2 separate regions of the Homo sapiens genome follow, and region 2 is linked to region 1. A link is a contact called in ENCODE Hi-C or POLR2A ChIA-PET data. All regions are on one chromosome and are shown on one strand. Each heading gives the region's core, a stretch centred on a gene start or an enhancer-like site at or near the end of the contact. The rest is flanking DNA. Distances are from core to core; before and after follow the strand shown. Region 1 overlaps RPS6KA5 (ribosomal protein S6 kinase A5). Region 2 overlaps RPS6KA5 (ribosomal protein S6 kinase A5).

Evidence for each region. Hi-C counts contacts between places; a loop is a spot of excess contacts on that map. ChIA-PET counts read pairs that join two places held with the same protein, here RNA polymerase II (POLR2A). Pooled maps may share reads with other maps.
Region 2: a map with no recorded cell type shows a loop between it and region 1 (5-fold over the local background). The contact joins two enhancer-like sites. A Hi-C loop is called at or near these places in 3 of 37 single-sample maps with no recorded cell type and 10 of 50 pooled maps. POLR2A ChIA-PET finds 5 or more read pairs at or near these places in 3 of 52 experiments (OCI-LY7, activated CD4-positive, alpha-beta memory T cell and activated naive CD4-positive, alpha-beta T cell).

The regions. Positions count from the first base shown.
Region 1 is chr14:90,967,425-90,971,654 of GRCh38, forward strand. All of the region lies in intron 3 of RPS6KA5 (ribosomal protein S6 kinase A5), which reads right to left. Among named protein-coding and RNA genes, the nearest start is that of RPS6KA5, 91 kb to the right of the region's middle. Within about 2 kb of position 2,832, at least 2 of the 41 ENCODE cell types and tissues checked have a DNase peak (open chromatin) inside an H3K27ac peak, as active enhancers do.
Region 2 is chr14:91,007,396-91,012,056 of GRCh38, forward strand. The region is part of intron 1 of RPS6KA5 (ribosomal protein S6 kinase A5); the gene reads right to left. Among named protein-coding and RNA genes, the nearest start is that of RPS6KA5, 51 kb to the right of the region's middle. RefSeq lists enhancers at 2,194-2,243, 2,254-2,463. Within about 2 kb of position 2,281, at least 8 of the 41 ENCODE cell types and tissues checked have a DNase peak (open chromatin) inside an H3K27ac peak, as active enhancers do.

The DNA of each region.
Region 1 (4,230 bases), core at 1,582-4,081:
TATTTACAGGCATCAGTTACAATTTATAGACTTGAAAAATACTGTCAAGCTTAATTATAATGACTTAAATATAAAAATCAAATTTATTGTGCCCTGACTTACATACTCAATGTGGTCATAATTTTAAGACTTATGAATGTTTAACATATATTTCCATAAAGTACTACCAGGGTCTAATTACTTAGTATTAAGCTAAAGAGAGATTTTCTTATATAACTGATATTTCAGTGCAATCCTAAGTTTTAAAATTGCAGAGATATCTGGTTTTTATTCAAGTGCAATTAACTTGCTTTTAAAGATTTTTATGTTCTGGTATTTGGAATGCCAGATGAAGCACTCTGATACTGTGTCTCTAAGAAGCATAAAAATAACACAGAAATCACACAAATAATGTGAAAATTCAAAAACATAAAATTTCTCCCATTTTAAAACACACTACCATCCTCCCTAAATCCCACGTGTCCCATCTTGTCTTTCTTCTTTATTTTACTGCCAAACTTCTTTAAAGCGTGGTCTACATGGCTGATGCTCCTTACCCACTGTTCCCTTCATATTGCTGCTATAGGAAGTTACCACAGACTTAGTGGCGTAAACACTATGAATTTATTATTTTATAATTTTGTACACTCGAAGTCTGACATGGACATCACTGGACTAAAATCAAGGTGTCAGCAGGACTGCGTTTCTTCTGGGGCTCCAGGGAAAAATCTGTTTCCTGGCCTTTTCTAGCTTCTAGATACAGGCCACCCACATTCCTTGGCTTCTGGTCCCTTCCCTCATCCTAAAAGGCAGCTATGGCAGCTGAGTCACTTCTCACATTGCATCACCTGACCTTCTCTGTAGACACATCTCCCTCTCACCCTCCTCTCTCCTCCCTCCCTCCCTCTTCCTATTGTGTAAGGACCCTTGTGGTTACATTGGCCCCACACCAGATAATTCAGAATAATCTCTCAATTTTAGAGTCAGCTGATTAGTGGTCTTAATTTCATCTGTAATCTTAATTCTTCTTTACCATGTAGCTCAACATACTGACAGGTCCTGGGGGATTAGAATGTGGGCATCTCTGGGAGGACATTATTCAGTCTACCACAGCCTCTATTCATTCCTTAACATACTACAGTACAACTTCTACCTCCATGATAACACCATAACTTAAAGCTAAAAATAACCTCTTGTTACTAGAGTCAATGAATACTTTTCAGTCCTCATATTACTTAACTTTATGCCCTTTGCAAAGGGCAAAAAGGAAAAGAGTGTTTCAAAGGCAGCAAAATAGCACAAAAACTGCCTCTATGGATCAGCCCAAATTGAGCCCCTCAAAAATGGTTATGTTAACCCACTGAATTTTGGGTTAGTTATGCAGAAAAAGACAACTGATATATTAGCAACTTGTAGATCATGCTTATAACTTAAGTGTCTTGTTCAAGATCACACAGTTAATAACCAAAACAATCTTTTTATTTTAGCAGAATAATAGCCCTTTAATTTAGGTCACACATCTTTCATATTAGGAAAACAATTTATATTTCATTTCAATGACACATAATTTATGCAGATATTTAACAGTAGCAAGTAGATTTCACTTTGTTATTATGAAATAATATTTCCTTCTTGGATTCAGAATAGCAAGCCGTGTGTGTGTATGTGTGTTTGTATGTATATGGAAAGGCAGGTAGAGAATGGAGGAGAGAAAAATAGCCTTTAAACCAGTAAATTTGTTTCTTAAAACAGTAAATTAATTCTGAGAATTTGAACTGAAGATCTCTACAAAATTTCCAAGATTCTTAAGCAACTCATATCATTCTGACAATTAATACCTTATGGAATTAACGTTAGGGTAAAACAGCACGTGCTCTCCATCAAAATTCTGACTTTCTAAGTACATACTGTTGCACAGTTTCAGGCTGCTCGTCTTTGCACATCTGATTTGACTTAACGTTGAACTCAGAAATCTCTCCATTGTTCTGCAGTTCATACACTTTTATTAGCAGATGGAGAAAGTGAAATTCACAGAGACATTGGGTTACATAAGCTTTAAAGTATTACTAAAAACTACAGCCTAAATAGCCCATTTTCCATTTAAGATGCAAAAGGATAACCACAGAAAGGGCTAGCAAGCTTATTTTAAGGCTATGTCTTGCTCGTGCAATTGCATGGAAGTCAGCTTGTAGGAGGGGAAGTCGTAGAGTTAACAGAAATCCTACATCTCCTGCTTTCAAGGAAAGATTCTGTTCTGCTTTCACTCTCCAAACACCCAAACACCTACTTATTTCCAGTAATACTCTGGCTGACCTCTAGACATCTAAGCTTTCTATTTCAAATTCTCCTACTTAGAATTTCTCTCTCTCATATTTCTTCTTAAATGGTGGCACCTTCCAAAGAGCTGTTATTAATTCCCACATGCCCCCTATGATTCAGACCACTTCTCTCTTTTTTTCTCTCTCTCTCTGCACTGTTACTTGGTCTTCTTTTTATTTTTTTTCCTACAAATTTTCCTCTTCCTTCTGATATGCTTCACTTCCATGAACTCCCATACCTCCTGTTCTCATTTCTACCTACTCTTTCTCCTCTGGACCACCCAAATCTCTCTTGATAGCTCCCTTTTCTTATCTTCTATCTAAAATATAGTCTTAACGTGACATGCCACACAAACCTGAAAGTCATTTCTTTTTAATGTCATGCCAAAACCATCTCAGTTTATTTTTGTTTGGTTTTAGCTCAACATTCTAATAGTACACTCTATAAATGCATTTCAGCTTATCAAAATCATTACAAAGTTCTGACTAAGAACATCTTATCAATCTTGTGAATTAGTCATATTTACTTCAAAGCAAGGAAGTGTTTTCAGTTACTGTCTGTTTCGTCATACTAGTGACTGTAATATATCATGAACCATTCTGTTACCATCTCAGCAATTACAATTATTGCTCACCCTTACAATTATTGAGATGAAACCAATACTCAAAAGTGAAACTTTAATTTTTAAATACCTCTTAACTCCATTGAAAGAATGACTCATGATCACAAAACTGTCTACAAGGCTGGGATGGCATTCATTATTGGGAATGATCCTTGGCATTACCTTTACAAACACTTTGGTGATTTGCTTATTTAACATCTTGTGAATTCTGATTAATGTAACAATTTATTACAGTCATAGATCAGCTGGTGTTTCAACAAAATCACCACTAACAGAAACCAGAAAACATCAAAAGAAAAATTATTTTTACAGATTATTTTCCACATAGAATTCCCTCTCAGTGTTAGTTGAAATAAATATGAGTTTTAAGAGAGAGAGAACAGATAAAAATATTTTTATATCTCTTGTTGTAACCATGCACAGGTACAGAAAAAGTTATAAAAGGAGACATGATCTCCACGTTACAAGATTTGGGAAAAGTAAAAGAAATATAAAGGGAAAAATCCACCAAATCCAATATCATTAGCTATAAATCAGAGGCTTAAAAGATATTAATGTTGTTGAATTAAAAAAAAAAACCAGAAATGTGACTTAACAATAGATAACTTTAAAGCAGGGGTCAACAAATTACAGACCAGAGGCCAAATCTGGTCCACCACCATTTTTGTAAATAAAATTTTATTGGAACTTGGGCCAGGCACGGTGGCTCATGCCTGGAATCCCAGCACTTTGGGAGGCCAGGGCGAGCAGATTACCGATGCCAGGAGTTCAAGACCAGCCTGGCCAGCATGGTGAAACCCTGTCCCTACTAAAAATACAGAAATTAGCCAGGTGAGGTGGCACATGCCTGTAAACCCAGCTACTCGGGAGGCTGAGGCAGGAGAATCGCTTGAACCTGGAAGGGAGAGGTTGCAATGAGCCGAGATCACGCCACTGCACTCCAGCCTAGGCGACAGTGAACTCCATCTCAAAAAGAAAAAAAAATTATTGGAACCCTACCATGCCTATTTATTCACTACTGCCTATGGTCAAAGAGACCTTAAGGCTTGCAAAGCCTAAAATATTTACCATCTAGCCCTTCACTGGTCAAAGTCCTGATGCCTGATTTACAAGATGACAGATACAATATAAATAAAGAGAAGGCAACTACCAGTAAATACAGCATATTGTAGGAAACAATCACACATACTCAGTTCAAGTAGAAATGCTAGTCTATTCCGTATCTGGTTACTAAAAGCAAAATGTCACAGGTAAGCAAATGGCAAGATAATACTAACATTGTAATAATCTTATCATTTGGAGAAGCCTGT
Region 2 (4,661 bases), core at 1,031-3,530, 39 kb after region 1:
AAATATTAGTAAATTTGGACTAAATCAATAAATATTTTAAATCTTTTCAAGGTCTACTTCAGGCTTATCTCTGTTGTGAATCAGCTTAAACCATGCTCCTCTCAAAAGCTCTTAGAATTTTTTTATATTAATGCCTTAAGTTTAATCATTTAGGGAAAAAGAGGTGTAAATAGTTTTAATGCTCTCACAAAGCAATTTTAACCATTTTTTCCATGAATTTTGTGAAATCCCCTCACAGGTACCTTTTCACATTCCCATCAACAGTGCAAGAGGGTTCCAATTTCTCCACATTCTGTCCAATACTTACTATTTTGTTTTTTTTTTTGGTAGTAGCCATCCTAGTAGATATGAGGTGGTGATTGATGTAATTTTAAAAACAGTAAACTTAAGGATAAAAGGAAAATTGTCTTTTCCTTCAGATTTAAATAACTTTGTTGTTGTTTTCTTCATAAAATTATCCAGGTTCACTGTTTTTTGAAAAAATAGGCCTAAAGCAGACCTTAAAAATCTCCCATAATCCCAACACTCAAAGGTAACTATTGTTAACCCTTGGCATGGTCTTCCAGGATTTCAGCCACAAACCTATGATTGATAAATGGCTTCCTAACTTTCTAAGCAATGCTATTGTAAGTATAATTTGTATAATAATTTTTTAAAGTTGTGAGATGTTTAACTTGGAACTTCCCACTCCTATGGAGGAAAATGATCGGTAAAAATGCATTTTTCACTCTGTTGCCATAGTTTCAGCTAAGCTGCACAAATGTAATTGCACAGAGCATGTGCTGAAATCATTTGATTAGATCCAATGATTCACTTATGTTAAAGGCTTAATTTAAAAGCACTTTTACAATTAAGGTAGAAATAAAGAGAACAATAATGCTTTTGAAGCCATTTCAAATACATTTCACAGTATATGCTAAGGCACTCATATGCCAGATTTTATTCAATGAATTAATCATTTATTAAACTTGAAATAAGATATGAGAAATGTAAGTTAATAAACAGGCCTGTGGAGTATGTGGACATGAAGGAGAATATCATGTGAAGCTGGTTAGAAAAGCTCATTGAGAATACAGGTCCCCATTTACTCAACAGTCAAGAGTGCCTACTAAAGGCCAACGTTCTGGGCTACGTGTTAGGTCTTTAGCTAAGAAGTACAGGATTTGTACTGGCAAAAAAATGAGAGGATGGCTGGGAAATTCTGTACTGGAAGAACAGCTGGGGCAAAGGTATAAGTAGAAATAACTATGTTACTACGAGAGAATAATAAAAAGACTGTTCTAACTAGCTATAATGAATTTATGTGAGAAAAACATAACATAAAATAGGTATATGGAACTAGCTGGCTCAAAACCTGGAATGCCAGACTAACTAGTTTTAATTGAATCCGTAAGTAATAATGGCTCTTCACTACATAAAAGTAATGTTTTAGAAAAATTCTCCTGGCAGTAATGTACAATGTGCATAGAAGCAAGGAAAAATGATTGCTAAAAAACAATGAGGTATTGCAGTAAAAAAGATGTGTACTAATGAGGGTCTGGTCTGAGTAAAAACTAGAGGAAAGAGTGAACCCAAGAATCACTGTAATGCTCAGTTTAAGAAACATTCATTGAATACCTGTCTTGGGTGCTGAAACTACAAAAGGCACAGGACAGGGTCCTCACTTTCAAAGATAAATTAACTCAATTTCTGTTCCATTTTTTTCCCTATTGGCCCCTGCTATGGTGTGAATGTTTCTCCTCAAAATTGTATGTTGAAATCTAATCCCCAGTGTGTTGACATTAAGAGGTGGGGCCACTGGAAAGTGATTAGGTCACTAGGGCAGAGCCCTCATGGATGGGATTAGTGCTCTTATAAAAGAGGCTAGAGCGAGCCTGCTGGCCCCTTCCACCATGTGAGGACACAGCTAGAAAACATCATCTATGAAGCAGAGAGCCCTCACCAGACACTGAACCTCCTGGTGCCTAGAACTGTGAAAAATAAATTTCTGTTGTTTATAAATTACCTAATCCAAGGTTGCTGGGCTTTTTCTTTTAATAGAGACCGAGTCTCACTATGTTGCCCAAGCTGGTCTCAAACTCCTGGCTCATGCAACCCTCCCTCCTTGGCTTCCTAAAGTGCTGGAATTACAGGCATGATGCCTGGCCATGTCTAAGGTATTTTAATTATTGTAGCCTGAACAGACTAAGACAGCCCTATATCTAAAGCATAAGAAATGCAAGTCTGGTGAATGGCAGTGTTACCAACAGAATAAGGAAGTCAAAAGGGGAAGTTTTTTGGTTTCAACACTGATTTTGAAGAATGGCAGAAAAAAACCCCAAAAGAGCTTTCATGTAGGCAGCTCTAGACAAGGAACTAAAGTTCTGCAGAGACATCATGCACAGAGTTACTAGGAGAAAGGCAATGGCTAAAGCTTTAAGACGAACGCCCTTCAAGAGACCACAGGAAAGGAAAGGCAAGTCTTGATGATTACCTAGAGTTATGAGGCAAGAAGAAAAAGAGCCAGAGAAGTGGTTCAACTAACCATGTATGAAATTCAAAGAAAGAACATCAAAAAAGAAGTATCAATGCAGTCAAATGCAGCAAGAAGGTGGAAGTGCATGAAGACTGAGACACTCTAATTTGGTTAGGTCAACAGCGATTTTTTTTTTTTTTTAAGAACCATTAATAGGGGAAGAATGAGAAAAAAAGCCAGATTTCAAAAAGCATAATGAAGGAAGTGAATTTTTACTACATTTTTTACTAAATTTTTGAAAGTTTACTAAACTTTACTAAATTTTTTAAAGTTTAAAAGGAGGAGATATTATTTTTAAAAATAAAACAGTCAAAACAGAATGCAGATTATTTGTATGATGACCTACCTTGACATACCATGACATGACTGTTAAATAGGATAGTGACCACAGAAATGACCCCCTTTGAACTATAAAGTCAAACAGCACTGGCTGGACTCTAACCATTCAGGCCGTAAGCTGGGGAGCTAGAAAATTCTTCCCAGAATAAAAACAAGCTAGCTCCAAGAACCATGGAGATTTCATAGAGCCATAATATCCCGGATCATCAAATTGTTCAATAACATTGCAAGTCACATCTAACCTTTTAAGGATGGTTTGAAACCCCTAATGTCAATGTCAAAATGGGCATCTAACAGCCCAAATAAAAATCCAAGCCTCAGCATAAAAGTATGTGAATAGAAAAGCTTAAGCCTAAAATTTACACAGGAAGGTTGCATTATAGGGGTGTGGATGGAAAAACAAAACAATAACAATTCTGTTCAAGGAATGAGGGTATAATGAAAAGGAATACAGGGGAAATGGGAAAGAATCATATGAAACTTTTTTCCAACTTAAGACAGATGACAGAGAAAACCCATGGGAAAATGGAATGTAGGAAAGGCTAGAAAAAGTAGAGATGGGAGGGTGGTTCCTAAGGGAGCAGGTTCTTCACGCAGTGATAAATAATGGGATCCGGGACAGAAGAGACTCAAGAATTCAAGAACAGAGAGAAGGATATGTTAAGGTGTCAAGGGCAGGAAAAAAACAAACCATAGGCTTTCTCACCAACACAAATGGTCTCTGAAGGAAGTACCAGAGAAGCAGTACCCTGGAGCAACAATAGAATGCCTCAGCAGTCAGCTTGGCCAAAAACACACCTCAGAAGATGAAATGAGATCTATGCAAAGTCACCTTACGAAATACAAATCACTGTATGCAGATCAGAAGAACTTGAACTTTCCTAATCAAAAGAACAAAAATGTATAAAAGAATGGACAACAAAAGATAGACTGGACAAAATGGAAACTAAAAAACAGGCCAGGCACGGTGGCTCATGCCTGTAATCCAAGCACTTTGGGAGGCCGAGGCGGGTGGATCACGAGGTCAAGAGATCGAGACCATCCTGGCCAACATGGTGAAACCCCGTCTCTACTAAAAACACAAAAATTAGTCAGGTGTGGTGGCAGGCGCCTGTAGTCCCAGCTACTCAGGGGGCTGAGGCAGAAGAATCGCTTGAACCTGGGAGGCAGAGGTTGCACTGAGCTGAGATCGCGCCACTGCACTCCAGCTTGAAGACAGAGTAAAACTCTGTCCCAAAAAAAAAGAAAAGAAAACTAAAAAACAGAATTCTAAATTGGGCAATGTGTTTCTAGCACTATCCATGGGACAATCTAACCTGTCAATTCAAACATCAGGTTCCCTATCATGGAAATTGCTGTATCATGCTCTCAAGCTTTACTGTCTTATTAGACCACTTGACCAATTCCTTTTTTCTAATTCCATTCTCACCATGGAAAGGTACCAATTGAGTCCTTCCGTCCTTTGCTTATAACTATAGCTGTAAGCATGAAATCAAAATATGAAAAGACGAATAGCATAATGATCCAGTGTTGAATGACTCCTATTTGCCACTATCAAGGCACATTTAATTAACAGCAATATATACATAATACTGCAGTAAGTAAACCATGGCCTACTCAATTATTTTCTAATTTTTTTATTTCAGAAAAAAAGGAGAACAATTATAAAAAGTAACATTGTAAGATTTAGTAGTGAATGCAACAGAAAGGATAGAAACGTATCGTTTGTTGCAGCTAAACTTAAATAAGCCATAATTTATTATAAATGATCTACAGAACATCAATTTCTAAAACTTAAATTTTGTTC